Linked DNA regions of Homo sapiens: region 2 is linked to region 1. Evidence: chromatin loops called from intact Hi-C (ENCODE). Cell type or tissue: lower leg skin. All regions are shown on one strand. Each heading gives the region's core, and the rest is flanking DNA. Links, peaks and the distances in the headings are about the cores only. Region 1 has its middle 120 kb from the start of LINC02337. Region 2 overlaps LOC105370372 (a long non-coding RNA gene).

The links. Peaks named below come from ENCODE experiments on the same cell type or tissue, not always from the same donor. Only the 100,000 strongest peaks of a DNase experiment are listed, where the experiment ranks them.
Region 2: it touches region 1 in a loop (7-fold over the local background); 88 of 110 quality-filtered maps call a loop at or near these places.

The regions. Positions count from the first base shown.
Region 1 is chr13:111,469,712-111,481,987 of GRCh38, forward strand. No RefSeq gene overlaps it. Among named protein-coding and RNA genes, the nearest start is that of LINC02337, 120 kb to the right of the region's middle. RefSeq lists an enhancer at 5,155-5,655. In lower leg skin, for the core only: no CTCF peak of the experiment used is centred there; DNase peaks (open chromatin) are centred at 2,601, 4,659 and 5,170.
Region 2 is chr13:112,439,470-112,451,745 of GRCh38, forward strand. The region is part of intron 2 of LOC105370372 (a long non-coding RNA gene); the gene reads right to left. Among named protein-coding and RNA genes, the nearest start is that of SPACA7, 69 kb to the left of the region's middle. In lower leg skin, for the core only: a CTCF peak has its summit at 4,763; DNase peaks (open chromatin) are centred at 3,944, 4,692, 8,352, 9,457 and 4 weaker places.

The DNA.
Region 1 (12,276 bases), core at 1,744-9,743:
AGGCTCGTCCTGACCACTGGCCCACACCTGGTTATGGCAGGCATCCCCACCAGGAGACTAGAACTGGCTTCTTATTCTGATTCCAGTTCTGCCATTTGAGCCTCAGTTTCTCCCTCCTTTAAGTGGGGAAGACAGTAGCAGGGCCAGTTGTGAGCAGATTGGGGCTGGAACAGGTTGGCTGCCTTCATTCTATGCCACCCGAATGGTGGGATTCCTGCTCCAGGGGGTTGGTGAAGCCACGTGGAACACTGAGGGGTGTCGCCTGCGACTTGGGCCTGCTTCGGTGACGTTTGGGAATCCATGGAGACGTTGCCTCCACCCTTGCAGCCAGCATGCTTCCTGCCCGTCACAGCCTCTGCCCTTGCAGCCAGCACGCTTCCTGCCCATCATAGCGTGCTGCCGGCGGCGTAGTGTCCGTTTATTTAAGGCCCACTCGTGCTGGCCCCCGTGCAAAGCACAGACTGCCTGTCCGTCTCAGTGCTTGAGACAAGCAACAGTGGAGCAATGGGGGCTGATCTCATTTTTACAGTCAGGGAAGCAGGACTCAGAGAGGGGAAGCAACTTGCCCAAGGTCAGGACAGGGCCTGGTGGATTGAACACAACCCCGCACCGTGAGCCTTGAACCATGGCTCCTGGCCAAGAGCCTGTGTCCGTCCACCTGTTTGACTCCAGCTGGAACACCCAGATTTGACTCTCCTGCCTTTTCTTCAGTCCCTTTTTACAGTTTAGGAGAAGTTTAATTTCACATCTTTGGTGAGAAAATATACATATCTCCTCACACATGCGGCTAATCCCCCACCCTTCACTCACTCCAAAGCAAGTTTTCTTGTCCTTTCATCGAAGGTCACATATAAAATAATAAATATACTTCTCTTAAGAGTATGTGAACTCTGTCATCTGAAATATTTGAAAAATGACTTTTGAATTTTTATGGTTTCTATGGCAAAAAAAATTGCTGAAACAAAAACTCTACTAAATTTTACAGAACTGGAGGTTTGGATCTGCAAATGTGATCTCTCAATACCCATGGGGTCTGTGAAAGTCCCCGTTCGTGGCACTTCCTTCGGGATGAAGTAGGTGGGATTTCTTCCTGGGTCACTCCTAGGCTTCCAGAAGGCGCCCAAACAGGTGTTCCCAACAGGGGCCCTAAGCGCCCACTCCATCCACATGGGGCCAGAATCTGCCTCTCTCCTGAGCACCTGTCATGGTGCTTGTAATGCACCATCCCTGGGGGGATTGAAAGGTGAATCCCTGCAGTCATTTTCTGGGTTCTGTGGCTCAGATGAGGTGTCCCCTGAGAATGATGGCAGAAGCTTGTCATCACCTCCCTCACTGTCCCCAAACCGCAACGCTTCCAGTCTACCCAGAGAAGCCTGGTGCGGACATCAGTCAGTGTTGGATGCCATGGTTTGTCCAGAAGTGGGTGAAGCCCCCCCCCGCCCCAGTATCTGTGCTGACTGGAGCAGAGGACGCATGTGCCTGCTAGGGTGCACTGGCCAATCACTTCCCTCCCCCTCACCCCAAATCACAGTGAGGAGTTCAGAGGGGAGTGTGGGGCGCACATGAATCAATACCGCGTGTACACGGACCAGGTCCTGGCCTGTCTCTGCATCTATAGATCCACATGCGTGTCAGATCCATGTCTACGTATCTATGCATCTCTGCATGTTCCAGACCCTGTCTCTACATGGGTACGATGTCCCTGGGGTGCTGGAAGCCTCTGGCAGCAGAGTCTGCTCCTCAGATGCCACCTGGCGTGCCCCACACCCCAGTCATTCTTGCTTTGCTCCCTGGAGACTCCATTCCTCCAGTCACAGGCATTTGGCCCTAGGGGCACGGCTGGCACAGCATAAGGTGAGGGAGGTGCGTGGTGCGCACAGGTTAGAGGCGTTTACCCTCGGGACCATGCAAGTGCAGCGGCAGAGCCCTCGTGGGCCCCTGAGCACAGGCACTTCTTTGCGATTTGCTCTCAGGGTGCCTCCATTTCCTCATCCCAGTCTACGTGATTCTCAGGTGAGTCTAGCTCACAGCAAAGAGATCACTGTTCACTGTTAAATTTTAAACTGTGGTCATTAAATGCTATTGCACAGGCAGTATCTAAAGACTGATATCTAAAAACATCTGATTTTCAAAAGCCAGAGTTTGAGAGAGAAAAGATTTGGAAAGAATTCTACGGACGTGGCTTTGCCTGCGGAAGGTCAGAGAATGAGGGTCCAGGACAGAATCACACCCTGACTACAGCTTAGGGAATCCTTGGTGACTCTCTGGCTGCACCAAAGATCAAAGAGGGCCTGGAAGGAGAAAGGTGACAGGAGGGGATTGGCCCGAGCCCAGGTGTAGTAAGCCCATGGAGGCCCTGGGTAAGGGCTCAGGGCTGCAGAGAAGGGTCCGGTCTCCTGGGGTGGGTGCAGCCTCACCGAGAAGCCTACAGTGGCCCAGCCCTGGAGGGGCAGTGAAGGATGGTGACCAAAGAAGGCCCCAGGGCAGCTGCTGACCTGCCTTGACACACAGGATTCTGGAGCCCCAAGGGGGTTGTGGAAGAGCCGCATGGGCCACAGAGAACCAAGGATTCTGAGATGGGCTAAGGGGCATAGGCACGGACCACCGGCCTCAGGCGGGGATGGGGTGAGGGCTGTCAGCAAGGGTGAGGGGCATCCCGGGGCAAACGCCAGTGGAAGACCCAGGCCAGCTCAGGACTGGCTGTAGACAACTGGAAGGACAACGTGGAAGATTCTGAAGCCTGGATAGCCTCCTGGGAGAAGGAGATGCGTTCCAGCGACCACCTTGAAGTCTGGAGAGGACCAAGTGACCTTTGATGGGTGAGATGAAGTTTCGTGCTATTTGTGCAAATGCGGGTCAGTGGAATATGTGACTTTTCAGTTACGGAGAAAGAAAATCAAGGCATCCCACCGATTTCAGGTACTGCGGCTCTGATACTTGTACCTGCTACACTTTGCAAGGAGGTTGGCAAACAATCTTCCATCTGCTCCTGTGTGTCTCGCTGTCGGGAATGGGAAGGGAGGCATTCCTAGGGCTGTTGGCTTTGTGGGTTCCCACTGTCCCACTCCAACATTAGGTCTCGCAGGAGCTGGGATGCAGACCCTGGTCTAAGGCTCATCCAGGAGACCTGTGACGATGCATTTATTTTCTAGCGATCCTCCCTGCAGAGAATGAGCTCCTGAAAGGTGGCCCATGGCATTCTGGGAAGAGACTGTTGGGTAGGGAAGGTCCAGGGTTGGGGGTGAGTCTTGGGGTGGGCAGGAAGGAGGCCTGGCTCATCTGGATCAGCATCTGGTCAGGAAGCAGGGCTGGGGACAGGCAGGTGTTTTCCCATGAGCAGTTTGCATGGAGATGCCTTTCCTGCCCCCAAGAGTGCAGGTGCCGATGTCTGTGTACGTGCTGTGCACGTGGGGGTGCAGACTTGGCACAGCCCTGCACAGTCACTGGATGGGCAGCGGCAGACGTGGAACAGGTCAAACTGCCCTTTGTCTGCAGACTGGGCAGACCTGAGGGACGTGGGGAGAATCAGGCAGGACTCACTGCTGCAGGGCTTCCAGTCACTTTGGGAACCCAAAGGAGCTTCCAGTGCTGAGCCCACTGCAGGCCGTGTGCGGGCAGGGCAGGGACTGAGAGCAGGGGCTTTCCACCAGGACTTCTGCCTGCTGCAATGAGACGGGGCCAGGCAGGCATGAAGCGGAGGCCAGGGGGCTGTGCCAACCTGGAAAAAGTACACATGTAGAAAGTACATGAAGAACGTGATTACCTACAACAGCCCCAGCCAAGCACAGCTGTTCACATTGGGCCCATTTTCTAGGAGTGTGTCTAAGTGGGTGTGAATGGCTGTGTTCAGACTGCATACTCTTTGTATTGTCCCATTTGTCAATGAAAAGTAAGTCCTTCACTTTGGACTGGAAGTCCAACTTTTTTTTTTTTTTTTTTTTTTTGAGGCAGAGTCTTGCTCTGTTGCCCAGGTTGGAGGGCGGTGGTGCAGTCTCGGCTCACGGCAACCTCCACCTCCCAGGTTCAAGTAATTGATTTTCCTGCCTCGGCCTCCAGAGTAGCTGGGATTAGGGGCACCCACCACCATGCCTGGCTAATTTTTTTTGTACTTTTAGTAGAGATGGGGTTTCACAATGTCGGCCAAGCTCGTCTTAAACTTCTGACCTCAAGTGATCCATCTGCCTTGGCCTCCCAAAGTACTGGGATTACAGGCGTGAGCCACCACGCCCGGCCTAGAAGTCCAACTTTTTACCCTTTTGTCCAGACAAGACCTAGTCTTTTTTAGGGGGAGGTTCTGATTAGTGAGTGTAGATTTGCACTTGGTACTGAGGCCTGGTCATGTTTTTAAAGTGTTTCATTGATAAGCTACGGGTGCATGAAAATGTCTTATAATCACACCAGTGTTTGCACCTTAATGTTGTCGTGGGGTGAAACAAGGCTCTATCCATTCACGCTTGGACCACAAGGTCACCTGTGCTTGTTCCCTGCAACTTTGATGTGGGGCTGGTAGGAGACCTCCTGCTATGGGACAGGGGCCAATTCGGGGAGTGTCGAGGTCCCCCTCCGCCAGAGGGAAGCTGCAGCCCCAGTGAGGGGTCAGGAAACCCCGAGTGCTCGGGAACAAGGCTCCAGGGAGTCACTGTCCCAAGCTGGGGAGTTTTCTAAAGGTGTTCGTTGTTGTGGATGGAAGCGACGTTGCTGCCGGACTGGGACGCAGGTGCCAGGGGATACAAGCGAGTTCCGGCTTCACCCACTTTCTTGGTGCCTGTTAGGGAGGCGGGAGCTGTGAGTGTCCTGGAACCCTGCATTTCTTCTCTTGGCTTCCTTTTTATTCTAGAGCTCATGGTCTCTGATGGAGGCTGATTAAATCCCTGGATCTGGTATTTCTAAAGAGTGAGGTTTCTTGTCTTGCCACCAGATGTCAGTAAAATCCCTCTTAAAATAAATGTGCTGCTGGGCAGGTGGATCCAGAGAAGGGAGTCCTGTCTAGGATTTGAGGCTTGGCTGAGGTGCCGGAGAAGGCTGTGGTCCTGTGTGCTGATATGGGCAGCTCTGGTCCCCAGGCTCCTTGGGGAGGCCTGACTCTGAAAGCTCCCCCAACTTGCCTGCCTTGCAATCCCAACTCTGCTGGCACCCTCGCTTGTGCAGGAGGCCACTGCAGTGCAGGCGTGGGACGCGGAGCTGCTGCTGAGGGACCGGGGAGGGGCCCCACGCTGGGGTCTCAGCACTCAGGTTCCTCTGCTTCCGGCAACACCTCGGGCTCCATCTGTGCAGGATTTGTTGCAGGAACAGGGGAGGCTTTACAGGGCTTTGTTCAGCGTGGTTCTGCCTGAGGGCGATGACATTTTTATTTATTTTAATTTATTTTTTTGACACGGAGTCTCGCTCTGTTGCACAGGCTGGAGTACAGTGGTGCGATCTCAGCTCACTGCAACCTCCGCCTCCCGGGTTCAAGTGATTTTCCTGCCTCAGCCTCCTGAGTAGCTGGAGGCTACTCAGACGTGCGCCACCACGCCCAGCTAATTTTTGTATTTTTAATAGAGACAGGGTTTCACCATGTTGGTCAGGCTGGTCTCGAACTCCTGACCTTGTGATCCGCCCGCCTCAGCATCTCAAAGTGCTGGGATTACAGGTGTGAGCCACCACTCCCAGCCAACATTTGTTAATATAACTGCAGAGCCACATCGCGTCCACACCAGGGATGCTGTCGGGGTGACTCTCCATAGGCTGGAGAGGACCCCAGGAGACAGGGGAGGGATGGTGCTGACGGAGGTAGCAGAGGGCCCCGGGTGCAATCCCTATAATTCCCATGCTTTGCCACTTTACCTTAGAAATAGGGACCATCTCTGGATTGTATTTATTGCTCATGAAACAGTTTCACGCCTCTTTTCCACTTGTTCCAGCAGAAGCGTGTGGGTGGCACTGATTCCATTAACGTGTTGTCATCTTATTTACTGGGTTGATACTGATTCCAGAAGCTCTGGGCTGAGAGTGGCCCAGGGTGGGCCTAGCTGTCCTGCTGGGGGCTGGGAGGGCGGCGAGGTGACTGGATGTGCAGGCTTTAGGTAGAGCTGCACTTAAGTCCCAGCCACACTCGTGATTCCTGGATCACCCTGGGAAGTGTCCTGATCGTCCATCTTGCTCCTGTATCTCTAGAATGGCAGCAGTAATGCCTCTGCCATCAATATTTTGAAGTTTAAACAGATACTATCTGAGCTGTAAGAGCAAGAAGTCATGGTGAGCTCTGCAGAAGAGTGAGGAGGGACAGGAGCTAAGAAAGGGCCGAGCCAGCCCTGTAGGCCTCCCACGGGCTTGGAGGGCCCTTGTCTTAGTGGACAGATGAATTGCTTGGGTGATGATGAGCTGGCTGGGGGTTTGGTGGGCCCCTGTCTTAGTGGACAGATGAATCTGCTTGTGTGAACATGAACTGACTGGGGTATCTTTACATGAATAAAGAGCAGATTCGCCAGGAAGTGGAGAGCCTTGAACCAAGGCTTCACGGAATGTGGACACAGAGAGAAGGTGGGACTGCCAAGGCCTTTCCTGAGGCCCCCGCACCTGGCCCAGTGGCTATCAGGTGGCATTCACCTTTGCAGAGCGTGAGAAGGCACGGATGCTGCTGGCAGGCCTGGGCATGGTGGCCCAGCAGCCAGGGCTATGGACAGGAATTCCAGGAGCATGGCCGCTTCCTGGTGCCAGGGGCCTGCTCACCTAGGAGGCCTCTCCCAGGCATCAGATTAGCTTCACAAAGAAGGGAGGCTTAGTGACACCCTGACTCATCTCCCTGAAATAAGAAAACTAACTGCCTAATTCGAAGGCCAAGTCAAACCCTGAAATAGTCCTGGAACTGGAGGGTTATTTTAGGGATAATATAACCACACCAAAAAAATTCCAATGCTCGTTCCTCCTGCCTCTTGCTTTACTATTTCAGATTTTCAGAGTGTTTTTTGTTTTTTTGTTATTTTGGGGGAAAGAAAATCGTTGTACCTCTGCTATTTTTTCCTAAAGTTACATTAAAACCCAGATGGATGCTTTCTTTTCTTCCGTTCGGTGGTGGTGGTGGGGCATTCCTCTAAGATAAGAAGCAATCTTCCCTTCCGGGGTTGTTGAGTCTGGGACTCCTGCTCCTGGGTCATGTGGTTTGGCTCCGTGTCCCCTCCCAAATCTCAGAGCTGTGATTCCGGTGTTGGGGGCAGGACCTGGTGGGAGGTGATGGGATCCTGGGGCCAGATTTCACCCTTGCTGTTCTGGTGATAGTGAGTGAGTTCTCAGGAGATCTGGTTGTTTAAAAGTGTACCGCACCTCCCCCTTCACTCTATTCCTCTTGCTCCGGCCACGTAGGACCTGCCAGCTTCCCCTTCGCCTCCCGCCATGATTGAAAGTTTCTTGAGGCCTCCCCAACCATGCCTCCTGTACGCCCTGTGGAACCAAGAGCCAACTGAACCTCTTTTCAGTGACCCAGTCTCAGGTGTTTCTTTACAGCAGTGTGAGCATGGACTCATACATAGGATCTTTTTTTCCAGCCCTGACTGTGAGAGACTTGCTGGGGTCTGGGCTTGAGGTTCACAGGTTTCTCCTGGGGTGGCTGGGGTGGGGTGACAGCCAGGCTCTGGGCTCAAGCACCTGACACACCTGGCCAATGGGACCACATTCCCTAGAAAGGGGCCATGGGAGAAGCTGGACATCCACCTGCCAGGGTGAGCCAAAGGGCAGGAAGACTGACTGACATTTCAGAGCACGATTCACCAGGAAGCTGATGTGCTAGCTGTCTTCATCTTTGAAGAGTTCAGGAAGTGTTGGAAAAACCAGCTGCTTCTAGAAATTTCTCTCGTATTCTATTTCCTGACATAGAGATTGCCCATTTTTGGTTCCATGGGAGTGTGTATGTCTCTTAGGCCTCAGGCTGGGTTGCAATTCCCAACTAACTGAGACCACTTCCATTTCAGAGAGGGAGGCTCTGTGTGCACCATTCGAATTGTCTTGCAGAAGGATTTATTTTAGATTCTGATTAAAAAAACAAAACCTGAAACAAAACAAAACCTCACTTGCCTGTCATTTTCTGGAAAGTTATCTTCTCCATTCTTAATTTATTTCCTTACGACAAATGTTATTTATTTTCATTATTAAAAATTTAGACTACACATATGAGGTAAAACACAAAAATAAAAATTCATTTTTCCTGGTGATAACTGCTTTTGTGGGCCATCTTTTAAGACTTTTTTCTATGTGCGTATTTTTTTTTACAGTAGTGATATACTTGTCAGTATTTTTTAAAGGCAGGGATAATGGTGTACAATGAGAAAAATTTAGCAAATTCTACATACAGGTTTTTTTGTTTTTTATAAAAAGTAAATGGAAATAGACTAAAATCACATAGAACTAAGTGGCCGTTCTTCAAATGATTCAACATGGAGTTACCATAGGACCAGCAAGTCCGTCCCTAGGCACATGTGAAATGGAAACTCAAGAGAAATAAAAATGCACGTCCACACATCAACGCGTGCATAAATGTTCACAGCCACATCACTCAGTTGCCGAAAGACGAGAACAACCTGAGTGTCCGCCCCCTGAGGATGGGTAGACAACTGTGCTGTATCCACGTGGTGGAACGCTATTTGGCCTCAAAAAGGAATAAAGTGCTGGTACAGGCTGCATGGAGGAAGCTTGAAAACGTTATATAGTAAGTGAAAGATGTGAGTCACAAATCACTACCTAGTATATGATTCTGTTTCTATAGAATTTCCAGGCCGGGCATGGTGGCTCATGCCTGTAATCCCAACACCTTAGGAGGCTGAGGCAGGCAGATCACTTCAGGTCAGGAGTTTGAGACCAGGCTGGCCAACATGGCGAAACCTTGTCTCTACTAAAAATATAAAAATTAGCCGGGCATGGTGGTGTGTGCCTGTAAATCCCAGCTACTCAGAAGGTTGAGGCAGGAGAATCACTTGAACCCGGGAGGTGGAGGTTGCAGTGAGCCGAGATTGTGCCACTGCACTGTAGCCTGTGTGACGAGCAAGACTCTGTCTCAAAAAAAAAAAAAAAAAAAATCCAGAATGGAAAAATCCATAGGGACAAAAATCTATAAGACAGATTAGTGATGGCTTTGAACCTGAGGGCAAGGGCAGAAGGGGGCTAGAGGGTGACAGCTGAAGGCACAGAATTCCTCTTTGTGGTGATGGAAATGTTCGAAAATGCACTGTGGTGAAGGTTGCACGTACCTGTGAATATATTTAAAAACCATTAAATTGTACACTTTTAATGAGAGAATTAATGGTATGTGAGTTATATTCCAGCTAAGCTGTTGGAGGAGAAATGTGAGGAACCCTAGACTTGGGAATGTGAAAGGATTTTAGCAACTGTGTAGCTGGGAACCTCTGTATTTGACCATGTGATGTATTAGAGAGCCCCAAACCCCTTACTAAACAAGGAGAAATATTGCACAAAATGCAGCAGACATTTTAAATGGGTAGTTCAATTCGCAAGAAAGTAGGAAAAATCTCCAAGGGCTCTGAGACGAAGAAGAAAATGAAAATCGGAGTGGTCTATAAATAAGTGGTATTTTGGCAGCCAGGGTGGGGCAGGCGGCATTGTGGGTCTCATGGTCTCAGTCACCCAGAGACCTGTGTTTTGGTCCTCCCCAAATAAACAAGTGGAATATTGAAAGCAATGTCACTTCCCCCCCACCATAAAGCCAGGGTCCTTGCTAAAAGTTCCATTCTTGGTAAAAGCACATTCTAGAAATCATCTCTGCACTGGTGCTTGGTGGCCAGGAGGCTGGACCGCAGGAGAGGATGGTGGCGTTTGGATTCCAGCCCCAGCTCCGCTCCTGCCCTGGCTGGACCGTGCTGCCAGCACAGCCTGCGGACCCCCCGAAGAGAAGTCACCCAGGCCGTCCCAGGACGGGGCATCCCCCTCTGAGGCCCTGCAGACGCAGGCCCTAGACATGCCTGGAGGCCGCACCTCACAGGTTTCCCGCAGATCGAATCCTGCTGAAGAGGAGCTCATCCTCCCCAGATGTGAAGCCCAAGAGGAACCAACTCACCCAGAATTTGCTGAGGAAGCTGGCGTGCCGGTTCTCTTCATTTCTGAGAAATTCCAGAAGTGCTGGGTAAACCAGTGGCTTCTAAAATGTTCTGCCAAGTCTTCCATGTCCTGACGCAGAGATTGCCCATTTTCAGCGCTGAGGGGAACTCTTGTCAGGTGCGTCAAATAGGAGGAGGATGCAGGATCGTCACGTAACAGAGCCCAGAGAGAGGCAACAAGACCCAAATCTTCCCAAGAGGAAACTGAAACAGAGGTCCATGAAAACCACTGGGAAGAAGGTACGGGAAGCTTTGAAGAAGAACCAGGCAGAGCTTCCAGCAACTAGAAACACGACTTCAATCAAAACATAAGTGACGGGGTTAGAGGGGAATTGTGTCTAGCTGAAGGGAGAATCTGCTGGCATTTGAAGAAATTGCTCATGGTGCGGAGAAGCCTGGTGGAGACGGGAACTAGGAAGGGTGGCTACAGACCTGCAGGCCAGGGCGCCGTGTCCCCATGTCCCCATGTGTGTCCCTTACCCTGCACACGCGGTAGCACATGAGGCTCAGGGAGATGCTAGGGGTACCCTGGGTGGGCAGGGTGAGCCACACGTGCCCAGTTTGGAGCTTCTGAGGTCCGGTGCTCCCATCAGGAGACCAGACCCCTGTCTGTGAAACAGCAGCAAAACCTCATCGCAGGGGCTGACATCTGAGAAGCCTCCTAGGAGGCCCCCCAACTCCTTTCGAAGGGCAGGAGCACCTCTGCTCTTCTCCTTCCAAACCAACAGGCTAGTGTGGGCAGAGCCTGCACCATGAGAAAAGGAGGGGACTGACTTGTGTTTGGTAAAGAGATTACTCAGATGCATCACTTTTAGAGGATTTGCACAAAATGATGTAATAACATGTCAGCAGGGGCAGTTGGTGCTTGTCGTCAGAAGTGAAGACGATGACGGTGGTGGCCATTCCGGGCGGTGTCCATCCTGCTGCCCTGTCCGGCAGCACAGCATCCTTCTCCCATCCTGTGGGCACCTTTCTGGTATTTTGCCCCCTCCTTCTTCTGGCTCCCCATTCCTTCCTCGGCCTTTTGCAGCCTGGTTTATGAGACTCAACCAGGAGGAGAAAGCATTCTCTGAAAGTACCTTTGGATTAGAATGGGACCGCCAGGGAGAGAAGCCCAGACGGCAGGAAGTGGATGTAGGAAAGTCTTCTGGGGGGGCTCTCCTGGGATGAGGTTCACAGGGACTGTGAGTGAAGAAAGTACATGAAGAACGTGATTACCTACAACAGCCCCAGCCAAGCACAGCTGTTCACGTTGGGCCCATTTTCTAGGAGTGTGTCTAAGTGGGTGTGAAAGGAGCTGGCTTCACTCACAGACGGCCCCCGTTGCCCAGCTGCCGGGGAACATGCGCATGTGGTGAGGGTGGGCGCTGGCCAGCTAGGTGGGGATGAGTGATAGAGTCTGTAAACACGGTCGCAGGAGAGGGCCGGCTTGGCTCATTGTAAGGCAGATCTGGAGGCCCTTCCCAGCTGAGCAAACACCCACTGGGGACATTGCTGGTGCTGAAACCCCAGGAGGAACCAGAGTAAACATGATGGCCAGTTATTAAAATATGAAGTCACATCATCATTTAGGATTACGCTTCAGCATCCCCGAGTGGTGTCTGGAAATAGAGATGGTGACTGTTGGTAGCAACGTTCTCAGGTTGCTTTTGAAGCTGTGTCTGCACGGAGTTTCAGGTGCAGGCTTGGAAACAAATTAGAATCTGTCTCGGTGGGAGTGAGTAGCTATGGGTTCTATTTTATGAACACTTTCCAGGGCAGCCATTTTATACCAGCCCAAAGCAATTACAGCTGAAGAGAGAAACTTTCCAAAGGACCTCTCCCAGGATGTCAGTTACCTCATGTCATAATTAAATCTTTGCATATTTCAAACCTTGACTTTCTGTGCCCAGATCAGCACGACTTGAGTGCTTCCATGAGAAACTATTTTGCATTTTTCCTTTTGTTTAGCTGTGTGGAAATTTGAGTTCTGTAAAATGCTTATTATAAACTGGGACTTCATTTCTAAAAACTTGAAATACGCTTTCTAAAATCTCCTGCAGTTAGGCAGTTAGTAATTTTTTTTTTTTTTTTTCTGAGAAGAGTTTCGCTCTTGTTGCCCAGGCTGGAGTGCAGTGGTGCGATCTTGGCTGACTGCAACCTTTTGCCTCCCGGGTTCAAGCAGTTCTCCTGCCTCAGCCTCCCAAGTAGCTGA
Region 2 (12,276 bases), core at 1,727-9,726, 970 kb after region 1:
ATTAGCAAATGCCTCAAGGGGGTGATGAGCTCAGAATATAAAACTCACATCCACAAATTTCCTTCTCTCTTAATCTTGACCACTCAAGTTCTGCCCATTTTGGGAGTTTTTCAATATACACATCTGCATTTTATCCAGGTTTTCCCATTGTTTTCAGTGAGGATGTGGCTGCTACTTATCCCAGAACCACATTTTAGAATCTTTAATCTAGAAACAGAGTTAATCAGCTACATCCTGACATCTACAAGGAAGACAGGATTTTGCCACAAAGAGGAAAAAACAGAGCTTCTGTACTTGGGGTCAGGGAGGGAACAGATCAAAACCACCTCAGAGGAAGGGGTGTGTGTGAGCAGTGGGGAGCACTGCAACATTAGGGAGCTCAGAGATGGCTCCAGAAACTAGAGGTGGCAGCCGTGCCACCTCCTGTGAGTCAGGGCAGGACCAACCAAGAGCCTAACACCAACGGCAACACCCAGCCACTTCCCAAACTCTGTACAGTTTTAGGATTGAATGTTAATTTGTTGCAGACAGACTGAGAGGGCTCTGAGAATTGCATTCTATCACCAATATCATCAATGGCTAAGAGCACGTGCACCAGGAACAACAAGACCAGGGTAATGGAAGAACACAGGTAGCAGGGTCAGGACCAGGGCAAGGCTGGTCCCCAAACCACCTTGACAAAGTGCTTTGCAGAAAGACACTACTCGATACATCCACAGTGAGTGTGTGTGTGTGTGTGTGTGTGTGAGAGAGAGAGAGAGAGAGACAGAGAGAGAGAGAAAGATTTGCTGACTAAGGGCTCTATCAATGAGGAGGAATTGGAACTTCACACTAGAATCAAGTTACACTTGTATGTTATCTGGAACATCTCTTGCACATTTATAGCGTAAGTCACCTATTAGTGAACTACGTATAGTTCCTTCTGCAGTTTGAGTTTCTCAACCAGCTGGTCTGTTGTTAAATTCACAAACCCTCTCTCCCCATCTTGCATCAGGGCCTGGTCACCTCTGGTGATCTGGGGTAAACTGGTGCCTGAACAAGATTGAGAGCCACACCCCAGACTCTTAGATTTCCAAAACATAAACCATGACGAAGTGCTGACCCACGGTGGTGCAGCTGGCCTTTTGCCCAAGATCCTCCCAGTTCCTCACTCTGATTCCAGAGGAGGTTGCCTCTGTCCCTATGTGCCAACAGCTGTGTCCAGATGAACAGATTCCAACCCTGGGTCCTCTGAGAACCACAGTTCAGAGGCCAAGGGACCCAAAGCTTCCCCCAGCCCTGCAGTGACCACAGACAAGCAGCAGGAGAACCTGGAACAGTGCACAGTTGAGACAGTCACTTACAGGGAGCGTCGAGATGCCGTGCTCAGAGACAAATGACTGCAGACAGGGCATCTGCTTGCCCTCCCTGAGATTTTAACTGAATACGTGTCAGGACACCATTCCACCATTCTTTTTTTTTTTTTTTTTTTTTGAGATGGAGTCTTGCTCTGTCACCCAGGCTGGAGTGCAGGGGCACGATCTCGGCTCACTGCAACCTTCGCCTCCCAGGTTAGAGCGATTCTCCTGCCTCAGCCTCCCAGGTAGCTGGGATTACAGGCACGCATCACCACGCCCGGCTGATTTTTGTATTTTTAGTAGAGACCAGGTTTCCCCATGTTGGCCAGGCTGGTCTCAAACTCCTGACCTCAGGTGATCCACCCACCTCGGCCTCCCAAAGTGCTGGGGTTACAGGTGTGAGCCGCCGCGCCTGGCCCCCATTCGTTTATTCACAAAAGCACACGCCCGTCTGCTGTTAAACCAACTCCAGGAGTTTCACCACCTTTCAGAAGATGCTACTTTTGAGTAGTGTCTACACAGCAAGAGCCATAGAGGATCCAGCCACTGTCTGCGGCTTTCCTACAGAGAAGAGGGACGGACCGCCACGACCCCCCCCGTCCCCAACTTGCCTGTGTCTTCACTGCTGAATCAGCTGAGCCCAAGTCCTCGGCGGCTGGAACAGACCCTTCCAAAACCGCGCAGGCCCAAGCCCCACGCCCCAGTGCCAGCGTCCTTGCGTGGCTTTGGCTCCAAGGACTTCTGCTATCGATGTTTGGCGCCCTCCTCACCTTTATTCCAAGTGTGAGTTTCCCTTTTCTGGAGTTTATGCTGTTTGGTGAACTGCGCTTTCTAGACACAGCTCTCCAGAGATGAACCTGATTTCCATTGGAAAGCATGGCCTCTTTCCCCTGAGGACCGTGGGCCAGGAGGCCTCTGCTATTCCTGGTCTCTCTGAAAACAGCCTGTGGTCCTTTTCCTTGGGCATTGGGATGGTTTCTGCTCTGGCATGGTCCTCCGTCTCCTTGTGCCCCAGCCAAAGGAAATGGTCCCAGGCAGTCCCATGGCCTGACGCACCTCTGCCCAAGGAGACGCTGCTCACACGCTGGCTGGACACACCCCATGGGAAACATGCACGTTCAGGCACACTTGAGGTCATCTGTGCCGAGGCCGCTCCCTGCCCGAACCCCCCCACCCGTTGTGCTCTCCACGACTGGCGCCTTTGCTGCTGTGCACAGAAGCCCTACCGTGTGCACTGCCGTAGCACAGCCCAGACCTGCCACTCACAACATGGCAAGGCCAGCACCCCAGCGCCCCACATAACCACCTACAGTGGGCCTCAGGTGTGATGCAGCCACACTGCCGTGCAGGCAGACCCAGCTGGATTTCACAGCTGTGCTTGAGGGCAGAGGTCGGCAAAGATTCTCCATCAAGGGCGGGATGAAAAGCATTTGAGGCTTCACAGGCTCTCTGGTCCCTGTGGCAACTCAACCTCCGGATTATAGCACAAAAGCACTAGAGGCCGGGTGCGGTGGTTCACCTGAGGCCAGGAGTTCAAGACCAGCCTGGCCAACATGGTGAAACCCTGTCTCTATTAAAAATATTTTTTAAAAAAAAATTAGCCAGGCGTGGTGGCGGGAACCTGTAATCCCAGCTACTCGGGAGGCTGAGGCAGGAGAACCACTGGAGCCTGGGAGGCCGAGGTTGCAATGAGCTGAGATCACGCCACTGCACTCCAGCCTGGGTGACAGAGGAAGACTCTATCTCAAAAAAAAAAAAAAAAAGCCAGCAGAGGGGATCCATGAACCACGGGCTTGGCTGTGTCCCAGGAAGCTTTATTTACAAACCTAGGTGGGAGCTGCACCCACGGGAGCTTTCTCAGCAGGAGGAGAAGCCCGCCCTGCAGTCCCTCCCTGCACGGGGACCACGGTGGGCTCCTGAGCACTTCCAGTAGGTGCGACTGCAGAACTGAACTCTTCATTTTATCTGGATGAGTTTAAATGTAAACGATCTGTGTGACTGGTGACTCCCACGCTGCCCCGCGCAGCTCTGGGAGCACAAACCTCAGGACGGGTCTCTGCAGGCCCCACCTCTCCCATGAGCCCCACCTCCACGTGTGCCCGGGGCGGGTCTCCCAGCAGCACCACCTCCTCCACCCCCGAAGCTGCTTCTTAGACCAAAGGCTTGCTCCTTGCAAAAGACTGAACAGCTGCATCGTTTCCTAGGTAAGAGGCTGCATACGAAGCTTTAGAAGGCTAAACGTGGCTGGCCCGGGAAACACTGTGTTAAAAAGATGGGACTTTTTAAGAGGCCACATAGACTTGAAAAATATTTGTAATAAAATGTTTTCCAGCTAAAGATCCCACACGATGTTTTTCAACCCAGAAAGCACTCTTACTCCTTGATCCTGAATCACTGATAGAAGAGCTTTGTAAAAGGTGATTCCGACGGCCCTACCAAGCAGATGGCCGGCAGACAGCCCCGAAACACCAGGAATCCGTCCCCGGGGCTGGGTGGAGCAGGCAGGGCTGGCCGGGAGTGAGCAACCAGGTGCTGCCAATTTCACCCTGGCCACCCCTGTCCCAGGCAACGCAGGCTCCAGGAAGGGAGTTCCAGGGTTCAAGTCTCAAAGTCAGGGGCAAGATCTTTCAGCTCGTGGGGTGGTGGTGAGGGCTGACTTAGACGTCGAAAACAGTAGGTCTGAGGAAGTGAAGGAGGTAGTTAATAATAAGAACAACGGACCCCTCCGCCACTTCTGGGGGCTGACCCAGAGCCACACGTCTCATCCACCCGAAGGCGACGGCACCAGGCAGTGAGGACACACGACCGCCACCCTGTGGTCATCACGCACCCTCCAGCCCCAAGGGCAGCCCCACGCCTGCAGTGGTGAGGGGCTCCAGGAGACAGAAGCTGTGGGACCACCCACACACGCACACACACATCACACAGAGGGGGAGATTTTCAGGAACTGGTCGGGAACCTGAGAGAGTCGACACTGCCGTTCAAGTGCAGAGCTCTCTGCAGGCAGGATTCCCTCTTCTGTGGGGACCCCAGTCTTTTTCTTAAGACGTTCCGCAGAGTGGATGAGGCCCACCCACACCACAGCCAGACGACTTTTCTCAAAGTCCCCTGAATTAACATTAATTTCATAGAAAAAGTTGTTCACAGCCGCGTCCCAGGGGCGTCTGTCCAGATATCTGGGTGCCATGGCCCAGCCAGGTTGACATGAGGATTGACCATCACCTCACCCTCCCATCCTCACCCCGCTAAACACAGGGGGATTGGCGGAGAAGCCAGGATCTGTCAGTGGACAGAGCCCAGGCTGAGCCCAGAAGCTGCAGCGCCTGGGCCGGGACCTCAAGCCCTGTCCTGCACTGCCTCTCTATGGCGGGTCCGGGAATAGCAGCCTCCTTCGTCCGGGAAGTTCAGGCTCAGCTGTGCACACCTGACAGGAGGCCGCAGGGTGGCCGAGAGCCCATCCCAGACCCATGACCCCACAGCAAAGCCCTTCATGCTGCCTTGCCCCACACAGGCCCCCGTGACCTTTCCTCCCCGGCAGATGGGGCCACAGAGGAGACCCCGAAAAGATAGCCCCCCAACAGTCCCCCATTACCAAGGCCCTGTGGCTGCACCAGAGGCCATGAGAGTGGGGGCGGTGGGCAGAGCAGACTGTGAAAGGGCTTGGGAGACATGGGGCTTGGGGGTTTTGGGTGGGGGTAAAGACTGGGGTTTGGGGTCAAGCGGGGGTCTGGGACCGTGCCTCACCACGGGATCTGTGTACACAGCGATGCACCCAGCGTACGCGGGCCCTTCCCTCTGAGCCCTCGGCCCCTCATCTGCAGGATGGGTGAGCCCTGGAGAAGCGGGCAGAAGCAGAGGAGGCAGCGAACGCAGAGCATGTGGCCTGTGACTGAGCCTAGAAAGTCCGCTCGGCAACAGAGGCTGCAATCCAGAAAGCCCCCTCGGTGACAGAGGCTACAATCTAGAAAGCTCGCTCAGCGACAGAGGCTACCACCTAGAAAGCCTGCTCGGCGACAGACACTACAATCTAGACAGCCCATTTGGCGACAGTGGCTACAACCCAGACAGCCCGCTCAGCAACAGTGTCTATGATCTAGAAAGCTCCCTCGGCAACAGCAGCTGTCATCTAGAAAGCCCGCTCAGCGACAGAGGCCACAATCTAGAAAGCCTCCTCAGCGACAGCGGCTGCGACCCAGAAAGCCCTCTCAGTGACAGTGGCTATGATCGCTCGCAACTCTGGCCCCTGGCTCTGTTGGTCAAGCCTGCCACAGCCCGGAAGCCTCTGCAGCCTCCCTGTTGCTGCTGAAAAGGACGCTGGTTGGAGAAGGACCCAAGGAAGCACCGACAGATTGGGACCGGCTCGGGGCTGACTAGCCGGGAGGCTGAGAGGCTGGTGCCCAGGCTGCCCCTTGACCCTGCTGCACCAGCGCCGCCTCTGCGTTTGGTCCTGTCTCAAAGACCGAGGGGAACAACAGAGCAGGGTGGGGGTGAGGAGACTGAGGTGAACAGAGCAGGATGGGGGTGCGGAGACTGAGGTGAACGGGTGAGGAGGACTGAGGTGAACCCACCCTTGCTGGCCATTTCCGTTTCCCCACGAGGCAACATTACTTTTCAATACTGGGTAAAGGCTGTGCGACCACAGAACCACAGATGTCAGACCCCTCCCACTCTGACCAGAAAGCCCCCTTCGAGGAGCCTGAGGCTGCCCTGCCTGCGTCCGCTTCACTCGTGTCCACACTCACAGCTTCCACCCCTTGCACCCCCCATGGAGGGGGCGGCAGGCGGCCGCTCAAGGTCCGCTCCCCGTGCCCTGCCCGCCACGCCCGCCCTCCCTCCCCGGGCTCTCCCCGCCCTGGTCCCGCACAAGCTGAGCCCCTCTGCCTTCACCCTCAGGGAAGCGGGCTCCCTGTTAGGGACTTGGAGCAAGGTCGGCCCCTACTTTCCCGCTGCCCCTCAAGATTTCACAGTGAGAAGCTGGGCTGGGGACCCGCAGGTGTTCACAGAGGCTCACTGTCACTGTCTCAACGCTGGGGTCTGTTCTGTTTAGACTCACCTCGATCCTGTACCTGGACACAGTAGGGTTCATGGTCTTTTGCTGAACTAAGCTGAGCTGGATTCCAGCCCTCCAAGGAGCCTGTGATGGGAGGGGCTGGTCTCTCCCTTGGCGAGGAGTAGGGAGGAGCCAATGGGCACAGAATGGAGACACACCCCACTCAGGTCCAGTGGTCAGAGGTGGGGCAGGGGGCCCAGTGGTCAGAGTGACGAAGGTGCTGTGTCCTGGGGAGGCTCAGCCCCTGCCAGCATCCCACCCCCTCCAGGCAGCAGCTTCCCGGCGTTCCTGGATCCCCTCTTGCCTTTAACTCCCACCTGCACGATCCAGTTCTCCCACACTCCATGCGTGTTCCTACTGAACGCCGACGGGGACAATTGCAGAAAGCCCAGGAGCCTTTAGGTTGGGTTTGCCTGCTCTTTTCTGACACCCAAGGGCTACAATAACATTTGCTTTTGAGGGAAGCTGCCATTTTTAATCAGCTGAACAGTGACCCAGCACAACAGGCTGAGTACTGCAAAGAAAAGTTTAACAGAATAAATGTGGGGACAGGCACAGAGTCCGACAAGAGTGGCCACCATGCAGGAGGCAGGTGTGTCTGGGGCAGATGGGGGAGGCTCCGCAGCGAGCCCAGGAAGCCCAGTCCTCAGCGGTGGATGGGGCTTCCGTGGCCAATACAACCCGTGTGGCTGGATTACAAAGAAGGGTGTCTAGAAGCCGCACTGCCTCTCCCAGGCACCTCTGAGCTGGTCCCAGGAGGGGCTGCTGTGAGTTAAGGAGAACAGCAGTCAGCTGGGACTGAGAGTTACGTCCAACGAGAAACGGGGGAGTCCAGGGTGTTTCTCATGTACTGAGACAGCAAAGGACCCACAGGGTGTGTGTGCACAAGCAACTGCAGCTGCCACGAGGGCCAGGCTTGTTCTGCTGGTCCAAGGAATCCAGTGGCCACAGGAAGACATTTCAGCCCCATGCAGTGCCCAGCACAGGGAGCACCGCCTCTGCAGGGGCCGGGCTCAAGGCCACACCCAAGGCCCATGTCCAGCACTCCCCAATGACCAGCACTCCCCGGACACCCCCAAGGCCCATGGCCAGCACTCCCCAGCCACCCTGCCTCCCCTCCCCGCAGACACACAGCCCCTGGGACCCTACTCCAGCACTCCCCAGCCACCCTGCCTTCCCTCCCCGCAGACACACTGGGCCCCCACTCCAGCCAGTAACTCCACCACAGCCTCCAGGGGCAGGTCAGTCCCGTCTGCCGCCTCCACCCATCCAAACCGCCCTGGTGACCGCGCAGCAGTCTCCATGCCGCAAACCCAGACACGGGCTGCGTTGTTTCCCAAAGTCCAGGGTGGTCGGCAGCCGTAAATGAGCCCAGCCACCCCTTCCCCTGGGATCTACTTCCCCGGTAATCCTCTCCCCTTGAGCACGGACTGAACTCGTGGAATATGGAAACATGATGGAATATTGCTTCCAACCTCAGGCCACAAAACAACTGTGGCTTCCATTTCAGGGCCTCTCATGCTTTCTCTCTCTCTTATGTACTCCAAGGCAGGCAGCTGTCAGGCCATGGCTTCCCTCTGGAAAGCCCAGGTGACAAGGAACCTGGCCACAGTCAGTGGGAGCCCACTGTGGAAGTGGATCCTTCTCCTGCTGAGCCTTCTGATGAGACCTGGGCCTGGCCACAGCTTGCTGTCCTCAGGAGAAGCCCTGGGCAGGAGGTGCCCAGCTACAGGCCCTGGATTCCCGACCCCATAAACTGTGCCATAATGTGTGCTTTAAGCCATTGCATTTGGGATAACTTGTTATTCAAAAGTAGACAAAGGGCCGTAGATCTTCCTGAGCCCATGAAGAAAGCTCACTAATGAGGGCTCACTGAGTCTGGAGCAGCTTGTGTCCTGCCATTCCAGCAGCAGCAACGTGCGCAGGAGGAGGGTGGGGCCCCCGAGGGGCTCTCCTGCTCCCACACCCCTCCCCACTGGACGTGGCTATCCATGGACGCCAGGTGAAAATCCACATCACAGCAGCCTTGAAGGAGACATGCGGCTCCAGGGGGCTGAGGAGCAGGAGTGGGGATGATCAAATCAGATTCGAGAGCATCTCATCGCCCCTAATGGGGCCGCCCTCTCTCCATCCCGGACCCCTGCCTGACCGCCCCCTGGGAGCAGAGTGCTCAGCCACGATGGCCACACCCTAGGAGCAGAGTGCTCAGCCCCGCCCCCGCTGCACTGTGGCCAAGAGTTTGCAGGTGATTTGTAAACAACAGTAAGGTATGAACTAAGAATGTGAACCAGTCAGGGTTTGAGGCAGAGAAGGGAAGCCACTCCAGGTGTCTTCAGCAGGAAAGGAGGTAATGCTGGTGTCTCTGAAAGTGACTGGAAAGTTGAAGCAAGTTCTCACTTGGCTGTGGCTCCCAGAAACTACTTGCAGGACAATGTAAAGCCCACCCATCATGGGGGCCGCCATTCCTGGGGCTGCCATTGACCATGGATTCACCTGAGCCAGCTGGGGACCAGGAGCAGAAGCCGGGAGCCCGCGGGGTCACGGCTGCCATCCGCTGCCATCCAACTGCGTCTGGGGTTTGAAGAACGGACATCACGCAGAAATACTCACATCTCAACAACGGTGCTTTCCAGCAAACATGGCACAATGGCAACAAGATGCGCTCCTCTTCCGCCTGTCTTTTGGATTGCCTTTGGGTGCCTCTCGTTGGTGGACTCTGCCCAGCTGCCAAGCATCTTGGAAATGAGTTGTTTTGTTCTCTGTCTTCTCCAACCACAGGGAGAATGGAAGGAAGGTTGAATAAGCCAACCCCGTGCATGCCCCACAGAATGTAGAATTTAAACAGCTGGACGGCTTCAAGACAGTTCTGCCCATAGCCTGGATGTGCTTCTTCATGATGAAGACGACTTTGGAACTCCAGCCCAGAGACCCCAGGGACGTGGCGGCAACACATGGGCACCATGCTTCCAGGGGCGAGGCCTCTCCCACCACTGGCTTACCCACAGCACAGCTCAGCTGGGTCTGCCAGCTGCCACCGATTCACCACTGGAAGGCAATTCTCTGCGGGTGGCACATTTTCCATACACCCCATGTAGCGAGACACTGGCCTCCCCTTTGTTCAGGCCTACCTGTTCAAGGACGCCTGAAAGCAAATACAGCCCTGGAAGGCAAAGGCAGTGCCTTCCTCTGTGGCAGAAGACTCAGGGGTGCTCTCCTATGACCCTGACTCATGGTGTGTGCGGCAGCACTGGTCCCTTCACGGGGCTGAGTAGACATGGGGTCCTGCGGGTTCACAGCCACTGTCACTGCTGTAACAAGCTGTCCTCCCTCCCTGACCTCAGAGCCCCATATCTCCTCCCAGCACCCATGAAGCTGGGCAGGTTAGGTTACAGGTAGGGTGACATTCCAGAGCTGCCTCAGTCCTCAACACCCCGAAAGGGTCATCTTGAATGACAGGCAGTGGTCACAGCCCGGCATAGAGACCAGGAGAACGACTCTCCCTCTTGACCCAAGTCAGGAGCATCCGGCCGCCCACAGAGAGGGAGACTGGGCTCCTTTCAGGCTCCAGGAGCCCGTCCTGCTCCTGAAGCTCATGGTTCAAACCTTGTTTCCTGCTTTGTAAACACTTAGGAGTCATTGATTTAAAAGTGTCCAGACCCCAAAATGCCACACGTCTTTTTGTTTAACTCATAAAAAAATACTGACTATAAATGAGTCCAGACTCGTGTCTTGATGTTCAAAGCCTCCCACATTCTGTCCCAACCCGCCTTTGCCACCACCAGGGTCTCCTTCAGTACTGGGGGCGTGTCTCATCCTCCCATCTCCACACGTCACTGTTCCTGAGACTGTCTTTCTCGTTCCTTCCACCGGGCCAGCCCCAACCAGGGTAGACCCAGCCTCCGGCCCCTAGGAACCCCTGCTCGGAGCCTCCGTCACATTTTGCAGTGCCGTCACTGTGCACACATCGTCATCGCAACTGCACACACCTCCCAGCTCTCCCAGCGACCGTGCACACTTCATCATCACAACCGCACACACCTCCCAGCTCTCCCAGCCACCGTGCACACTTCATCACAACCGCACACACCTCCCAGCTCTCCCAGCCACCGTGCACACTTCATCATCACAACCGCACACACCTCCCAGCTCTCCCAGCCACCGTGCACACTTCATCATCACAACCGCACACACCTCCCAGCTCTCCCAGCCACCGTGCACACTTCATCATCACAACCGCACACACCTCCCAGCTCTCCCAGCCACCGTGCACACTTCATCATCACAACCGCACACACCTCCCAGCTCTCCCAGCCACCGTGCACACTTCATCATCACAACCGCACACACCTCCCAGCTCTCCCAGCCACCGTGCACGCTTCGTCATTGCAACCGCACACACTTCTCAGCTCTCCCAGCAGCCTCAGGTCCCTCACAGCAGGCTGGGGTTTCTTCATCCTGCACCCCTGCAAGTCCAGGACAGGGGCCCGGATTTGAAGCGTGGATAGTCCTGTGACCTTTGGATAAGTTACTAAATGTTTACAAACCTCAGGGTGTTCAAATGTGTACAAATAAAATTATGAAAATGAAAATGTGTAAATTGAACAATCGATATTTGTTGCTTTGTTGATGAAGGATGGCTGGCTTCCACAAATGCAACCCCAGGCAGTTCTTCAGGAAAGGCGGCCATCTGGAAGGTGCATTCGCCTTTCTGCCGTCTGCAGGCTTGGCCTCTAGCCGGGCGTCCAGCCTGCCTAGCCTTCCACAGCCCTCACTGAACACATCTTCTCCAAAAGTGCAAATCCAACGAGCTTGAGCTAATCACAGTGCTTTAGAGAAGGGACCTGTCTTCTTCCAGCTCCTCAATGGACTTCGATTCTGCTAACAGGAGCCTTGTTTTTGCAAGATAGGTCCAGTCTCGAGCCTTTCCGCTCCACAGGGCTCGGTCCCTGAACGCTGCCCAGGGCCTCCCCACACGGAGATTTCTCTTTCCTTTCACCAACACCAGAAAGATCAACCATAGCAGATTTTTTCATCTGAAAGGATTTTTTTAAAGTAACTATTTAAAAATGGTGTTTCCTTTGGCCATCTGTATTCTAAATGGTGGCTCCTCCCGCCAGAGGCCTCTGTGAGAACTGAACTGTAGACGCAGAGGGGCAGGGAGGAGGTCAAACGCAGTTTCCAGCGCCCGGGGCCGCCTAACTCTGCCTTTCTGCATTAACACTTGACGAGCATATTGACATACTAGGCTTTGCGATCCTCTTTCTATTTTTAAACGCTTGATTTATGCCTTTCAGTTGGATCTTATTCAACTAAAAATGTACTGTGTGTTCAGCTGAAAAAGAGTAAACATTTTCCATGGCTATGGCAATATGTTTGCATAGACCTCAATTACAAAATTAACAGGGCAGATTTGGTTGTCTTTGTTGAGCCGAAGAGATTACAATGAAAACCTCTAATGAAAGGAGACATGAGAAATAAGACCTAAAGACAATACTAAACAAGAACGGCTCGTTTATTCACTAAATTTGATTTACTAGACAGCTGTGTTGCTTCCATTTTAGAATTCAACAAGTAAGAATGTCATTTCTAAATGGCAGCAAAACCCGAAATCCCGGGTTAGAGCCGAGGGTGTGTGGGTCAGGGGGTGGACAGGGATGGGCGGAGGGCGTGGGGAGAGATGGTGACGGCGCGGAGCCTCCCTGGGCCGATTGGCACGATCCGCGCTCCGGAGTCACCTGCGCGCCAGCTGATGACACAGTGTGAATCTCCTCCAAGGTGTGACTCCATGTCCCGGGACTGGCGGAGGCAGAAGGTGGGAGGTGGGGACTGGCTGTGCCCAGCCTGGAGGGAAGAGGTGCTCGGGCCTGGGCTGGCGGGGCTGCCTCAGGG